Linked DNA regions of Homo sapiens: region 2 is linked to region 1. Evidence: read pairs that join two places in POLR2A ChIA-PET (ENCODE). Cell type or tissue: PC-9. All regions are shown on one strand. Links, peaks and the distances in the headings refer to the core of each region. The heading gives the core; the rest is flanking DNA. Region 1 holds the start of ITGAL-AS1 (ITGAL antisense RNA 1). Region 2 overlaps LOC124903679 (a long non-coding RNA gene).

Region 1 (6,703 bases), core at 2,163-4,662:
ATGTTGACCAGGCTGGTCCTGAACTCCTGACCTCAAGTGATCCGCCCACCTCAGTCTCCCAAAGTGCTGGGATTACTGGCATGAGCCACCATGCCTGGCCTTTTATGAAATATTTAAGAGAACATAACAATTTGATATCAATCCTTTTTTTTTTTTTTTTTTTTTTTTGAGATGGAGTCTTGCTCTGTCGCCCAGGCTGGAGTGCAGGGGCGCGATCTCGGCTCACTGCAAGCTCCGCCTCCCGGGTTCATGCCATTCTCCTGCCTCAGCCTCCCAAGTAGCTGGGACTACAGGCCCCCACCACCACGCCCAGCTAATTTTTTGTATTTTTAGTAGAGACGGGGTTTCACCGTGTTAGCCAGGATGGTCTCAATCTCCTCACCTCGTGATCCGCCCACCTTGGCCTCCCAAAGTGCTGGGATTAGAGGCGTGAGCCACCGCGCCCGGCCATATTAATCCCATTTTTATACAGGATTGCTTATAAGCAACTGAATCTGGGTATTTCAACAGTTGTTCAAACTTTATTGTTTTGGAGACAGAGTCTCATTCTGTTGCCCAGGCTGGAGTGCAGTGGCACAATCACAGCTCATTGCAACCTCCACCTCCTGGGTTCAAGCAATCCTCCTGCTTCAGCCTCCCAGGTAGCTGGGACTACAGGTGCGCTCCACCAAGGCTGGCTAATTTTTTGGTGTTTTTTGTAGAGAAGGGGTCTCGCTATGTTGCCCAGGCTGGTGTTGAACTCCTAAGCTCAAGCAATCCACCTACTTCAGCCTCTCAAAGTGCTGGCATGAGCCACCGTGCCTGGCCTGTTTTAACTTTTTTAAAAACTTTTTTTTTCCATGTACCATACATGAGACTTAATTTAAAAACTTTAAAAAATCCCTAAGTTTTTCTGGGATGCATGATATGTACCTGGCAAATAACAACATACCATGATGATTGAATATTCTGTAAAAATTAAATATTTTAATTTTTTTTTTTTTTTTTGAGATGGAGTTTCACTCTTGTTGCTCAGGCTGGAGTGCAATGGCACGATCTCGGCTCACTGCAACCTCCATCTCCTGGGTTCAAGTGATTTTCCTGCCGCAGCCTCCCAAGTAGCTGGAATTACAGGCATGGGCCACCACGCCCAGCTAATTTTGTACATTTTTAGTAGAGATGGGGTTTCTCCATGTTGGCCAGGCTGGTCTTGGACTGCCAATCTCAGGTGATCTGCCCACCTCGGCATCCCAAAGTGCTGGGATTACAGGTATGAACCACCGTGCCCAGCCAAACATTTTAATATTTCATAATTAAAAATTATGAAAGCTGTGTAGCAGCATTAATATATAATGTATGAAAAGAGTAGGGAAAAATAGTAACTACATTGCCATTGTAATCATGTTAAAAATGCCCATAAATATATTAAAAAGTAGAAGCTGCTGGGCACGGTGGCTCATGCCCGTAATCCCAGCACTTTTGGAGGCCAAGGTAAGAGGATTACTTGATGCCAAGGGTTTTAGACCAGCCTGGGCAACACAGCAAGACCTTGTCTCTACAAAAACTATTTTTTTTTTTTTTGAGATGGAGTTTCACTCTTGTTGCCCAGGCTGGAGTGCAATGGCACGATCTTGGCTCACTGCAACCTCTGCCTCCTGGGTTCAAGCAATTCTCCTGCCTCAGCCTCCCAAGTAGCTGGGATCACAGGCATGTGCCAACACACGCAGCTAATTTTGTATTTTTAGTAGAGATGGGGTTTCACCATGTTGGCCAGGCTGGTCTCGAACTCCTGACCTCAGGTGATCCACCCACCTTGGCCTCCCAAAGTGCTGAGCCACCGCGCTTGGCCTACAAAAACATTTTTAAAAATTATCCAGATGTGGTGGTGCATGCCTGTAGTCCTAGCTACTCGGGAGGCTGAGGTGGGAGGATCATTTGAGCCCAGAAGTTGGAGGCTACAGTGAGCCATGATTGCATCACTCCACTCCAGCCTGGACGATAGAGCAAGGCCCTGTCTCTAAAAAAATTTTTTTAATAAAAAATTAAAAAAATTAAAAACCTAGAAGCAGCCAGGCACAGTGGTGTGCACTTGTAGTCCCTGCTACTCAGGAAGCTGAGGCAAGAGAACCTCTTGAGGCCAGAAGTTAGAGTCCAGCCTGGGCAACAAAGTAAGACCCCCATCTCTAAAAATATAAAATATGGCCGGGGGCAGTGGCTCATGCCTGCAATCCCAGCACTTTGGGAGGCCGAGGTAGGAGGATCACCTGAGGTCAGGAGTTCGAGACCAGCCTGGCCAACATGGTGAAACCCCAACTCTACTAAAAATATAAAAATTAGTTGGGCATGGTGGCATGCACCTGTAATCCCAGCTACTCGGGAGGCTGAGGCAGGAGAATCGCTTGAACCCGGGAGGCAGAGGCTGTAGTGAGCCGAGATCATGCCACTGCACTCCAGCCTGGGTGATAGAGCGAGACTCTGTCTCAAATAAATAAATAAATAAATAAATAAATAAATAAATAAATAAATAATATAAAATAGGCCAGGAGCGATGGCTCATGCCTGTAATCCCAGCACTTTGGGAGGCCAATGCAGGCAGATCACCAGAGGTCAGGAGTTCGAGACCAGCCTGACTAACATGGTGAAACCCTATCTCTCCCAAAAATACAAAAATTAGCTAGGCATAGTGGCAGGTGCCTGTAATCCCAGGTACTCGGGAGACTGAGGCAGGAGAATTGCTTGAACCCAGGAGGTGGAGGTGGCCATGAGCCGAGATCGTGCTGTAGTAAGTGAGACCGTGCCACTGCACTACAGCCTGGGTGACAGAGCGAGACTCTGTGTCAAAAAAAAAAAAATATATATATATATATATATACATATATATATATACACATATATATACATATATATACACATATATATATAATTTAAAAAAAACACTAGAAGAAAATATGCTAAGGGTGTTATTACTACCATTGCACAGGAGAGGAAGTGACAGCACAGAGGGATGGAAGTGACGTGTCACCCACTGGACAGTGACGGAGCTGAGCCTGCCCCTGCAGGTAGCTCATCCCAGAGCATTGGCGCTGGCTCCCTTACCGGGAAATGAAATGAGAAGTCAGTGCATGACATGCTGGTGGTGACAGCTATATTCCTTCTGAGTTCATGTCTCCCTCCTGGGAACAACCCCCGTCTTCTGGTCCGGTGGCCATCCAGCTGCAGAGTGTAAGTGAGATTGGCAACCAGGCGGCCTGGGCAGGGCGGAAAAGGCAAGAGTTAAATGGTGGGGGATCCCAGGCCATAAGCCTGGATTTGGGGCGGCAGCTGCCCTGGGAGCAGGAGGAGAGCTCTGACCTTGGAACTGGGGGATGAGAGACTTGATCTGGAAACAGATTGTGATATTAACTCCTTCTTTCATCTTGTTACTGGTTGAATAGGAGCACTCCACTTCATGCACTGGGATCTCAGCTGGAGAGAAGGACATCAGGGTGACCATATCCACCACGGGCCGGGAGCTGCAGGGCAGAAGGCAACCAACTCTCTCCCTCCAACCCAACTGCACGTCCCCCCTCAGATGTGGGGCTCCCGCCAGCAAAGCCAGAGAACTCTCCTTCCCTAAAGCAGACCTCAACATGTCACTGTCTCCTCTTAAGGAAAATAATAATGATACTTTTTATTTATTTATTTTGAGAGAGGGTCTCACCCTGTTGCCCAGGCTGGAGTGCAGTGGCATGATAACAGCTCACTACAGCCTCGGCCTCCCAGGCTCTAGTAATCCTCCCACCTCAGCCTCCCAAGGATCTGGGACCACAGGCATGTGCCACCACACCTGGCTAACTTTAAATAAATTTTTGTAGAGAAGGGACCTTCCTATGTTGTCCAGGGTGGTCTTGAACTCCTGAGCTCAAGCAATCCTCCCGGCTTGGGCTCCCAAAGTGCTGGGATTATAGGCATGAGCCACCATGCCTGGCCAATAATGGTGATAACTAATTAGGGCTCCCAGTTCATTCTAGCAGCCTCTGACCCATTTTCCATGAAGAAGAGAAAGCTCTTAGGAAGAGAAATCATACTGAGTTACTTTCATGCTTATGTTTAAGCCTTCAGTGATGCTTGCATGAATTTTATTATGCTTCATAATAAAGTTGCAGCTTTTGTTGTTGTTAGAGCCTCGCTTTGTTGCTCAGGCTGGAGTGCAGTGGTGCAGTCATAGCTCACTGCATCCTCACACTCCTGGCCTCCAGCGATCCTCTTGTCTCAGACTCCTGTGTAGCTGGGATTACGGGAGTGAGCCCCAGTGCCTGGCTCCTATTTTTTTTTTTTTTTTTGAGATCCTCCTCTTGGGCTCAAGCAATTCTCCTGCCTCAGCCTCCCGAGTAGCTGGGATTACAGGCGCATGCCACCATGCCCAGCTAATTTTTGTATTTTTAGTAGAGATGGGGTTTCAACAGGTTGGCCAGGCTGGTCTTGAACTCCTGACTAAGCCCCCCGTGCCTCCCATTGAAGATGTATACAGCCCCCTGCTCCTCCAGAGGGGCCCCCACAACCACGTCCACCTGACCTCAAATGATCCACCCACCTCGGCCTCCCAAAGTGCTGGATTACAGGCATGAGTCATTGCATCCGGCCTATTTATTATTTTTTTGTGGTAGGATCTCACTCTGTAGCTCAGGCTGGAGTACAGTGGCATGATCACAGCTCACTGCAACCTCGACCTCCCAGGCTCAAGTCATCCTCCTGCCTTAGCCTCCCAAGTAGCTGGGCCTACAGTCATGCACCACCATACCTGGCCAATTAAAAAAAAAAAAGAAAAGGGCTGGGCACGGTGGCTCACTCTGTAATCCTAGCACTTTGGGAGGCCGAGACGGGCGGATCCCTTGAGGTCAGGAGTTCAAAACCAGCCTGGCCAACATGGCGAAACCCCGTCTCTACTAAAAATACAAAAAAATTAGCAGGGCATGGTGGTGCATGCCTGTGATCCCAGCTACTTGGGAGGCTGATGCAGGAGAATCGCTTGAACCCAGGAGGTGGAGGTTACAGTGAGCCAAGATCGCACCACTGCACTCTGGCCTGGGCAACAGTGCAAGACTCTCTCTCAAAAGAAAAAAAAAAAGTACAGATGGTGTCCCACTGTGTTGCCCAGGCTGGTCTCAAACTCTTGAGCTCAAGTAATCTTCCTGCCACAGCCTCTCAAAGTGCTGGGATTACCCACATGAGCCACCACACCCTGTTAATCTTTTTTTTTTTTTGAGGCGGAGTCTCACTCTGTCACCCAGGCTGGAGTGCAGGGGCGCGATCTCGGCTCACTGCAAGCTCCGCCTCCTGGGTTCACGCCATTCTCCTGCCTCAGCCTCCCGAGTAGCTGCGACTACAGGCACCCGCCACCACGCCTGGCTAATTTTTGTATTTTTAGTAGAGACAGGGTTTCACCGTGTTAGCCAGGATGGTCTCCATCTCCTGACCTCGTGATCCGCCCGCCTCGGACTTCCGAAGTGCTGGGATTAGAGGTGTGAGCCACCGTGCCCAGCTGCCACACCCTGCTAATTTTTAATTATATGTTTTCCAATATGTAAGCTGTCTCTGGGATTACAGGTGTGAGCCACTGTGCCTGGCCTGGAAGACCATATATTAAAAAAAATAAAAATTAGGCCATGCATAGTGGCTCCTGCCTGTAACTCCAGCACTCTGGGAGGCTGAGGAGAAAGCATAGTTTGAGACCAGGAGTTTGAGACCAGCTGGGGCAACAAAGTAAGTCCCCATTGCTACCAAAAAAAAAAAAAAAATTAGCCAGGTGTGGTGGCGAGCACCTGTAGTCTCAGCTACCCGAGAGGCTGAGGTGGGAGGATCACTTAAGCCCAGCAGTTCGAGGCTGCAGTGAGTTATGATCATGCCACTGCACTCCAGCCTGAGCAACAAAGAGAGACCCTGTCTCTAAAAAAAACCAAAATAAATAAATAAAATAAAATATAAACAAAACAGGATAAGAGCTGGGGTCATCAGGTGTGACCTGGGAGACCCATCTCACCTCAGCACGATCATCTGGCTCTCAGCCCCCACAGCCACATCTGCCAAGCCATCCCCTTCAAGGTCCTTCACCCCATGGATGGAGCGTCCAAACCACTGAATTCCTGAGAGCACTTGGGTCCCTTCTATCCGCTGAGAGCAAGAAAGAAATTGCCACTAAGCTGAGGAGAGGTAGGTTGGAGGGAGGGAAGGATCGGGCTGGGGAGTGGGGTCTGGGCTTGGGGGCTTAGGGCACCTGAGAATGGAGTGTGATTGGCAGGCAGCATACGTCACCTGACTTGGCTGGGGACTAAGCCCCCCGTGCCTCCCATTGAAGATGTACACAGCCCCCTGCTCCTCCAGAGGGGCCCCCACAGCCACGTCTACCAGCCCATCGCCGTTGATGTCTGTCAGAGCAGTGATGGCTTCTCCAAACCGCCCGAGTGGGTAGCCGGGGTCCCCCTGCAGCTCTGAGACTTCTTCAAACCCCAACTAGGAAGTAGCAAGAGACAGGTCACACCCAAGTCACTCAGCATGCTGTCACAGAACAACTGAGTGAAGAATGCTAAAGAAACGTAAGATGGGGTCCCTCACAGAATTGGAATGGTGCTGTTAGACTAACCAGGGTTCAAGCACCAGCCCAGACTCTTACTGTCCTCTTACTGTGACCTTGTGGTTTCCCCTACTGAGCTTGGGGTTTCCATTTATATATATATACATTTTTTTG
Region 2 (6,703 bases), core at 1,759-4,258, 330 kb before region 1:
TCCCAGATTTGGCCGCTGGAAGCTCCTTAAAACTACAAGCCTGGATTTCATCCCAGCTTCAGTGTAGTGGCATGATTCAGTTTACGGATAAGATCACCGTGACTACTGTATGAGAATGCACTTATAGGGGCACACATGAGGAAGCAGGGAGACCCTCGTGTAGTCCAGGTGGGAGATGTGGCTTAGATTAGGGTTGTGACATACATGGGGAGGGAATGGATGGAGGTAAGAGAAACATTGGAAGCCAAGTGCTGTGGCTCACGTCTGTAATCCCAACACTTTGGGAGGCCAAGGCAGGAGGATCGCTTGAGGCCAGGAGTTTGAGACCTGCCTGGGCAACATAGCAACACCCTGTCTCTTAAAAAAAAAAAGTAAGAATTGGCTGGGCGCGGTGGCTCACACTTGTAATCCCAGCACTTTGGGAGGCCAAGGCAGGCGGATCACGAGGTCAGGAGTTCGAGACCACGGTGAAACCCCGTCTCTACTAAAAATACAAAAAATTAGCCGGGCATGGTGGCGGGCGCCTGTAGTCCCAGCTACTCGGAGAGGCTGAGGCAGGAGATGGCGTGAACCCGGGAGGTGGAGCTTGCAGTGAGCCGAGATCGAGCCACTACACTCCAGCCTGGGTGACAGAGCGAGACTCCGTCTCAAAAAAAAAAAAAAAAAGTAAGAATTAGCCAGGCATGGTGCTGTGCACCTATAGTCCTAGCTATTCGGAAGGCTGAGGTGGGAGGATCACTTGAGCCCAGGAGTTTGAGGCTCCAGTGAGCCATGATTGTGCCACTGCACTCCAGCCTCAGTAACAGAGTAAGACCCTGTCTCTAAAATAAAATAAAAACATTGGAGGTAGAATCAGCAGGATTTAGTGGTGGATTGAACGCACAGTCAGAAAGGGCAGAGTTGAGAGCCACCGGAGCATCCGGGGGAATGGTGATGTTGACTTAATACAGGGAAGACAAGCAGAGTAAGGGGTTGGGTGGTGGTGGGGGGAGGTGTTAGATTCGTTGAGTTTGAGGGGTCTGGAATATCCAGTGTTCTCTGGCACCCAAGTGAAGGGGTCAGTGAGACAACTATACTCTGGAGCTGACACAGAAGTCCAGACCAGAAGTAAACTTAAGGCCACGAATCCATGGTCTTGGATGAATCATGTTGTAAGGGGAGAATGTGGACTGAGATGGGAGTGCACTGTTTGGGGGTGCAGGGGTGTATGGCCAGAATTTGCAGTGGAGAGGTAGGTGGGGACCAGGGCACATGGCGCCTGGAGTGTCAGGCCAAATGCTTAGCGCTGGGGAGCCCACTGAAGAGTCTTGGGCAGAGCAGTGAATGACAGGTGTGATTGGCGTTTCAGCAGGACTGTTCTGACAGCCAGTACAGATGATCTGGGGGGGGCTGTGGCAGTGGCTGATGCTGTTGTCCTTTCTGAAGTAAATCTGCTCATCTCTTGCCCCTGGAGGTGGCTCAGGCGGGTCGCCATGCCTGAATGCCCTCTCCTTGTTCATCTGGGTGCAAAAACGATGATTAAAACACCTGTCTCAACTGCACTCACCAGCCCCCGGTGATGTGATAGCAAACCCATGTCTCCCTGCCTCATTGTGGCCAGAGCTATACAACCTGCTCCTTTACCAGCCCCTGGTGATGTGACAGCAAACCCATGTCTCCCTGCCTCATTGTAGCTAGAGCTATACAACCTGCTCCCGGGACCTTTTCCCAGCCAGGTATAACACAGCAGGTGTGAGTGTGCACAGGTTGGTCCCCAAGGCTTGCTGGAGTCTGTTTGGGCACCATAATCCTCTGCCCTGGCATGCTTTGAGTTCACTGTGGTCTCTGTCATTCCGGCCAGTGCTCATTCAAACCTGTATATTGTCCCCTCCCACCCCGCACAGCCCATAGAGGGTGGGTTCAAGTCGGAATGAACATCCTGGGGTGCAGGCATCCAGGAAGTATGCAGTCCTGCCTATGGGGTGCTGACAGCCCCTTGGCAGGACACAGATAACCAAAGGCAGAAATTGTAAGAGACCAGAGGGAGGGGCAGGTGCTCTGGGAGCCCAGGAAAGGCCAGAGTGTTTCTGGTTGGAGAAATCAGGGTCGGTCCTCAGAGAAGATGGCGTTTGAACTGGGACTTGAGGAGAAGACTATTTTCCATTTCACACAAGAAATCTTTGATTATTCAGTAAAAAGAGGAAATATAAGAAAAAAAATCAGACTAGTCTGGCCAACATGGTCTAAAAATACAAAATTAGCCAGGCATGGTGGCGGGCGCCTGTAATCCCAGCTACTTGGGAGGCCCAAGCAGGAGAATCGCTTAAACTCGGGAGGCGGAGGTTGCAGTGAGCCGAGATCATGCCACTGCACTCCAGCCTGGCAGACAGAGCAAGACTCCATCTCAAAAAAAAGTAAAAAAAAAAAAAAGAAAAAAAAGGCCGGGTGCAGTGGCTCATGCCTGTAATCCCAGCACTTTGGGAGGCCGAGGTGGGTGGATCATGAGGTCAGAAACTCGAGACCAGCCTGGCCAATATGGTGAAACCCTGTTTTTACTAAAACTACAAAAATTAGCCGGGTGTGGTGGCAGGTGTCTGTAATCCCAGCTACTCCGGAGGCTGAGGCAGGAGAATCACTTGAACTCGGGAGGCGGAGTTTGCAGTGAGCTGAGGTAGCGCCAGTGCACTCCAGCCTGGACGACAGAGCGAGACTTCATCTCAAAAAAAAAAAAAAAAAAAAAAGGAAAAAGAAAAACAATCAAAGCCCCACTTCCTCATATTTTATTGACATTGTCAACACAGCCATTATAGGTTGCATAACAATCTATTAGGTGGATCCTGCATAGTTAGTCCTCTTATTGTTGGACTAATTCATTCCAGGCCTCAGGACATGGGCTTCCAGCCTGTGGCTGGGCAATGGGGCCAGATGCAACTCAGGAATCAGTGCTTGAGTCCATCTGCTCATTTTCTTCCACTCATAATGTCTATTAAGAACTCAATGCCTACCGGGCCCTGTGGATCCAATGAGTATCAGGACATGGTTCCTGTCCTGTCAAGTCTACTAGTAAGTGAGTCATAAGTGAAAAGAATTAGTTGTAGAGAAACCTGTAGAGTGCCACAATCAAGGCACAGGATGTTCAAGATGCGGTGATGACACAGACACAGGAGCTTCAGCCCTGGGAACAGGAGAGGACACCAGGCGGGGCTCGAGGAGTGAGAGGGGACAGGCCTGATGACACACGCCAGGGGACCAAGCCCGCGGGGATGCCTCCAAGCGTGTCTCTGTCCACAGGCAGAAAACTCATCCCACCACCTCTCAGGCCTCTGAGTGTTTGCTTTTTCTGTTTTCTATTTCAAATATTCCATTTCTCCCATTTTTGGAGGAACTGTTTTTATACTACTTTCCAAAATCCCAACTTGCAAGCATGCTTAATTCGTTTCATTTTTCTTCTATTTTTGACACTAAAAGCATTTAATGCTGTTTTTACCTCTGCATATAGCTTTGGCTGTTAATCCTACTTTTTAAATTATTTTCTAAATCGTCTGTTTTTTAATTTTTTTAACTCTTGATTTACATCTTGTCCTAAGGATAATTTGAGGTGCTACTTACGTTTCAAAATTTCTAAGTGGTATGTTTTACATTATTGTTAGTTGTATTGCATTTTGATCTGAGAATGGTTTCTAGAATTTCTACTTTTCAAAATTTACCAAAATATTCTTTGTAGCTTAATAATTATTTAATTTTGTCCACTGTCCATGAAACTTGAAAAGAAGGTGTACTGTTTGTTTTCAGGGTAAGAAATTTATATGTTCATATTTTCTATGTCCTTATTTATTTTTTGATTATTTGTTCAGAAAATGTGTTAGAATATTTCCAATAAAACTGTTTCTCATGTTTTTCCTTGTATTGTTATATATTTTATTTCACAGTTCTTTGTTGTTTATTTAACATAAGAAAAAAAAAAAGGCTGGGCGTGGTGGCTCATGCCTGTAATCCCAGCACTTTGGGAGGCGGAGGTGGGCGGATCACAAGGTCAAGAGCTCGAGACTATCCTGGCCAACATGATGAAACCCCATCTCTACTAAAAATACAAAAATTAGCCGGGTGTGGTGGTGCATGTCTGTAATCCCAGCTACTCAGGAGGCTGAGGCAGGAGAATCGCTTGAACCCAGGAGGCAGAGGTTGCAGTGAGCTGAGATCTCGCCATTGCACTCCTGCCTGGGCAACAGAGCAAGACTCCATCTCAAAAAAAAAAAAAAATTAAACCCATTCGAGGCTGGGCCCAGTGGCTCACACCTGTGATCCCAGCACTTGGGAGGCCGAAGTGGGCAGATCTCTCGAGCTCAGAAGTTTGAGACCAGCCTGGGCAACATGACGAAACCCCTTCTCTAACAAAAAATACAAAAATTAGCCAGACAGGGTGGCATGTGCCTATAGTCCCAGCTACTTGGGAAGCTGAGTGGGAGGATCACTGGAGCCCGGGAGGGAGAGGTTGCAGTGAGCTGAGATCACACCACAGCGCTCCAGCCTGAGCGACAAGAGCGAGACTCCATCTAAAAAAAAAAAAAAAAAAAATTAGGGCTGGGCGCAGTGGCTCACGCCCATAATCCCAACACTTTAGGAGGCCGAGGTGGGCAGATCACGAGGTCAGGAGATTTAGACCATCCTGGCTAACACAGTGAAACCCCGTCTCTACTAAAAATACAAAAAATGGCCGGGCACGGTGGCTCACACCTGTAATCCCAGCACTTTGGGAGGCTGAGGTGGGCGGATCACGAGGTCAGGAGATCGAGACCATCCTGGCTAACACGGTGAAAACCCATCTCTACTAAAAATACAAAAAAATTAGCCGGGCTTGGTGGCGGGTGCCTGTAGTCCCAGCTACTAGGGAGGCTGAGGCAGGAGAATGGTGTGAACCCGGGAGGCGGAGCTTGTAGTGAGCCAAGCTCGTGCCACTGCACTCCAGCCTGGGCAACAGTGCAAGACTCCATCTCAAAAAAAATAAAAATTAAAAATATAGGCCGATTCTTCCTCGTGCTTGGCATTGAGCTCCCGCAGCCGAGCCTGGGTCATGCCTGCCCTGCCCGGCCCCGGGTGCACACTGCAGCCCCTGCAACACGGGAGGCTGCTAAGCGTGAGTGGCGGTGTCCAGCAGGCGCTGTGTGGCAGGGAGGGCATCCATGGCTGCAGCCAACAACGGCAACAAGCCCAGAGTCCGGAGGAGTATCTGCTTTGCGGCAGGCCACGATACAGAGGGCTCCCATGTTGCTGTCGGTTGCTACAGGTGTGAACGAAGGGGGATGAATGCAGAAATGAAGACCAAGACAAAAAGATCTGTTTTGAAAGAAGGGGTCAGGGGGCTCCTTGCTTCTAGTGAACAAGGGCAGCCCTGAGCTTCCACAGCCCTTCGTATTTATTAGGTAGAAAGAGCAGGGAGGGAGAGGTAACGGTTGGTCAGTTGCTTGATTTATCACAGGTACACATAATTGCTTTCTTTGTACAACAGGCTTCAGATGTTCCTATAGGTAATCACAAGGAACACTGCGCTTGGGGCGTGACTGCTCTCAGCACTCCCTCTGTGGGCAGATGCAGCCCTCAGTTTTCCAACATCCTGCTTTCATGAGAACAGTTTTCTGTTTACTCATATAGCCTCCAGTGGTATACTGAGTTGGTCACGACCCACATTTTCTCGACCTGTAATACTCCCAGAGCCACGTCTGCTTTGATGAGAGGCTTCATGACTCGGTGGTCATGGCCACCCAGGACAGCGACAGCAGCTTTCTGGTCAAGGTTGGCTTCCTGAAGATCCTGCGCAGGTATGAGATTACCTTCACTCTTCCCCCGCCCAGTGAGCAAGCACGTCCGTGAGGCACCTGTTCCCAGCCTCTGCATGTCAAGCTCCTCAGCGTTGTTCCTGTCCCTGAAGGTTACAGTGTCAAGTGCGAGTACTCAGCGCACAAAGAGGGTGTCCTCAAAGCCGCGATGCTGCCAGCCTGCGAAGGTGGCGCCGGCGCCTGTGTGAGCGTGGCAGTGCAGGCTGGCGCCAGGGGCCGACACCACGGCATGCCCACCTGCTGGACGGTGTCAAGGGCTCGGGCGCCGCGCTGGAATAAGACTCGCAGCACAGCCACTGGCACGGCTTTGACTGAGGCCGGAGGCCCTGCCCGCCCCGAGCCCTCAGCCTTAAACCCCGCCTGGTCCCCGTGACACGCTGCGTGATGGTGGCTTCCTCGGCCCTCTCCGGGGTGGGCGTGGGGTGGAGTGGCCCTGGCCAGCCTCCCACCTCTGCCTTCATTCCTGCCACCACCGTGCCTCTCCCGTCCTCCTCTTCCACTTCCTCCTCTCCGTGTGCCTCAGGCTCCTGCCAGAAGACATTGGTTGAGCCCACAAGGAGACTGTCTGGGGAAGGGATGGGGAGGGCCTGGGGTGGGTTCTCCCCACTGCCCACCCCAACCCACAGGAGCTCCAGCTAGGGTCTGGGGGAGGATGGAGCTTGCTCTGTGACGTCGTGGCCCCATCACTGCTGCTGCTGCCTGGCGTCAGCCACCTCTCCTGCTCCTCTCTCTTCTCCTCTGCTGTCCACAATGAGTAGGAGGGAGGTGCAGTCCCCACCTCTCACCCCTCAGGTCTGTGTTACTTGGTTTTTAAGTGACTGATTGGGATAGAACCCTAAAGAAATAAAACTTCCAGTGGATACGAAATTATATATATATATGCCCATATG

What was found. ChIA-PET counts read pairs that join two places held together with the same protein. Peaks named below come from ENCODE experiments on the same cell type or tissue, not always from the same donor. Only the 100,000 strongest peaks of a DNase experiment are listed, where the experiment ranks them.
Region 2: POLR2A ChIA-PET joins it to region 1 with 22 read pairs; 3 of 35 experiments call an interaction of 5 or more read pairs at or near these places.

What each region holds. Positions count from the first base shown.
Region 1 is chr16:30,495,862-30,502,564 of GRCh38, reverse strand. It overlaps ITGAL (integrin subunit alpha L), which reads right to left. Exons shown (of 31, transcript NM_002209.3): 14 at 6,271-6,468; 15 at 5,999-6,129; 16 at 3,331-3,491; 17 at 3,076-3,227. ITGAL-AS1 (ITGAL antisense RNA 1) reads left to right here and starts at 3,011. Exons shown (of 2, transcript NR_186415.1): 1 at 3,011-3,201; 2 at 3,414-4,135. In PC-9, for the core only: no CTCF peak of the experiment used is centred there; no DNase peak of the experiment used is centred there.
Region 2 is chr16:30,820,494-30,827,196 of GRCh38, reverse strand. LOC124903679 (a long non-coding RNA gene) reads right to left here. Exons shown (of 2, transcript XR_007065052.1): 2 at 5,313-6,340. It also overlaps the pseudogene ADISSPP2. Among named protein-coding and RNA genes, the nearest start is that of ZNF629, 37 kb to the right of the region's middle. In PC-9, for the core only: no CTCF peak of the experiment used is centred there; a DNase peak (open chromatin) is centred at 2,786; H3K27ac peaks cover 1,737 bases.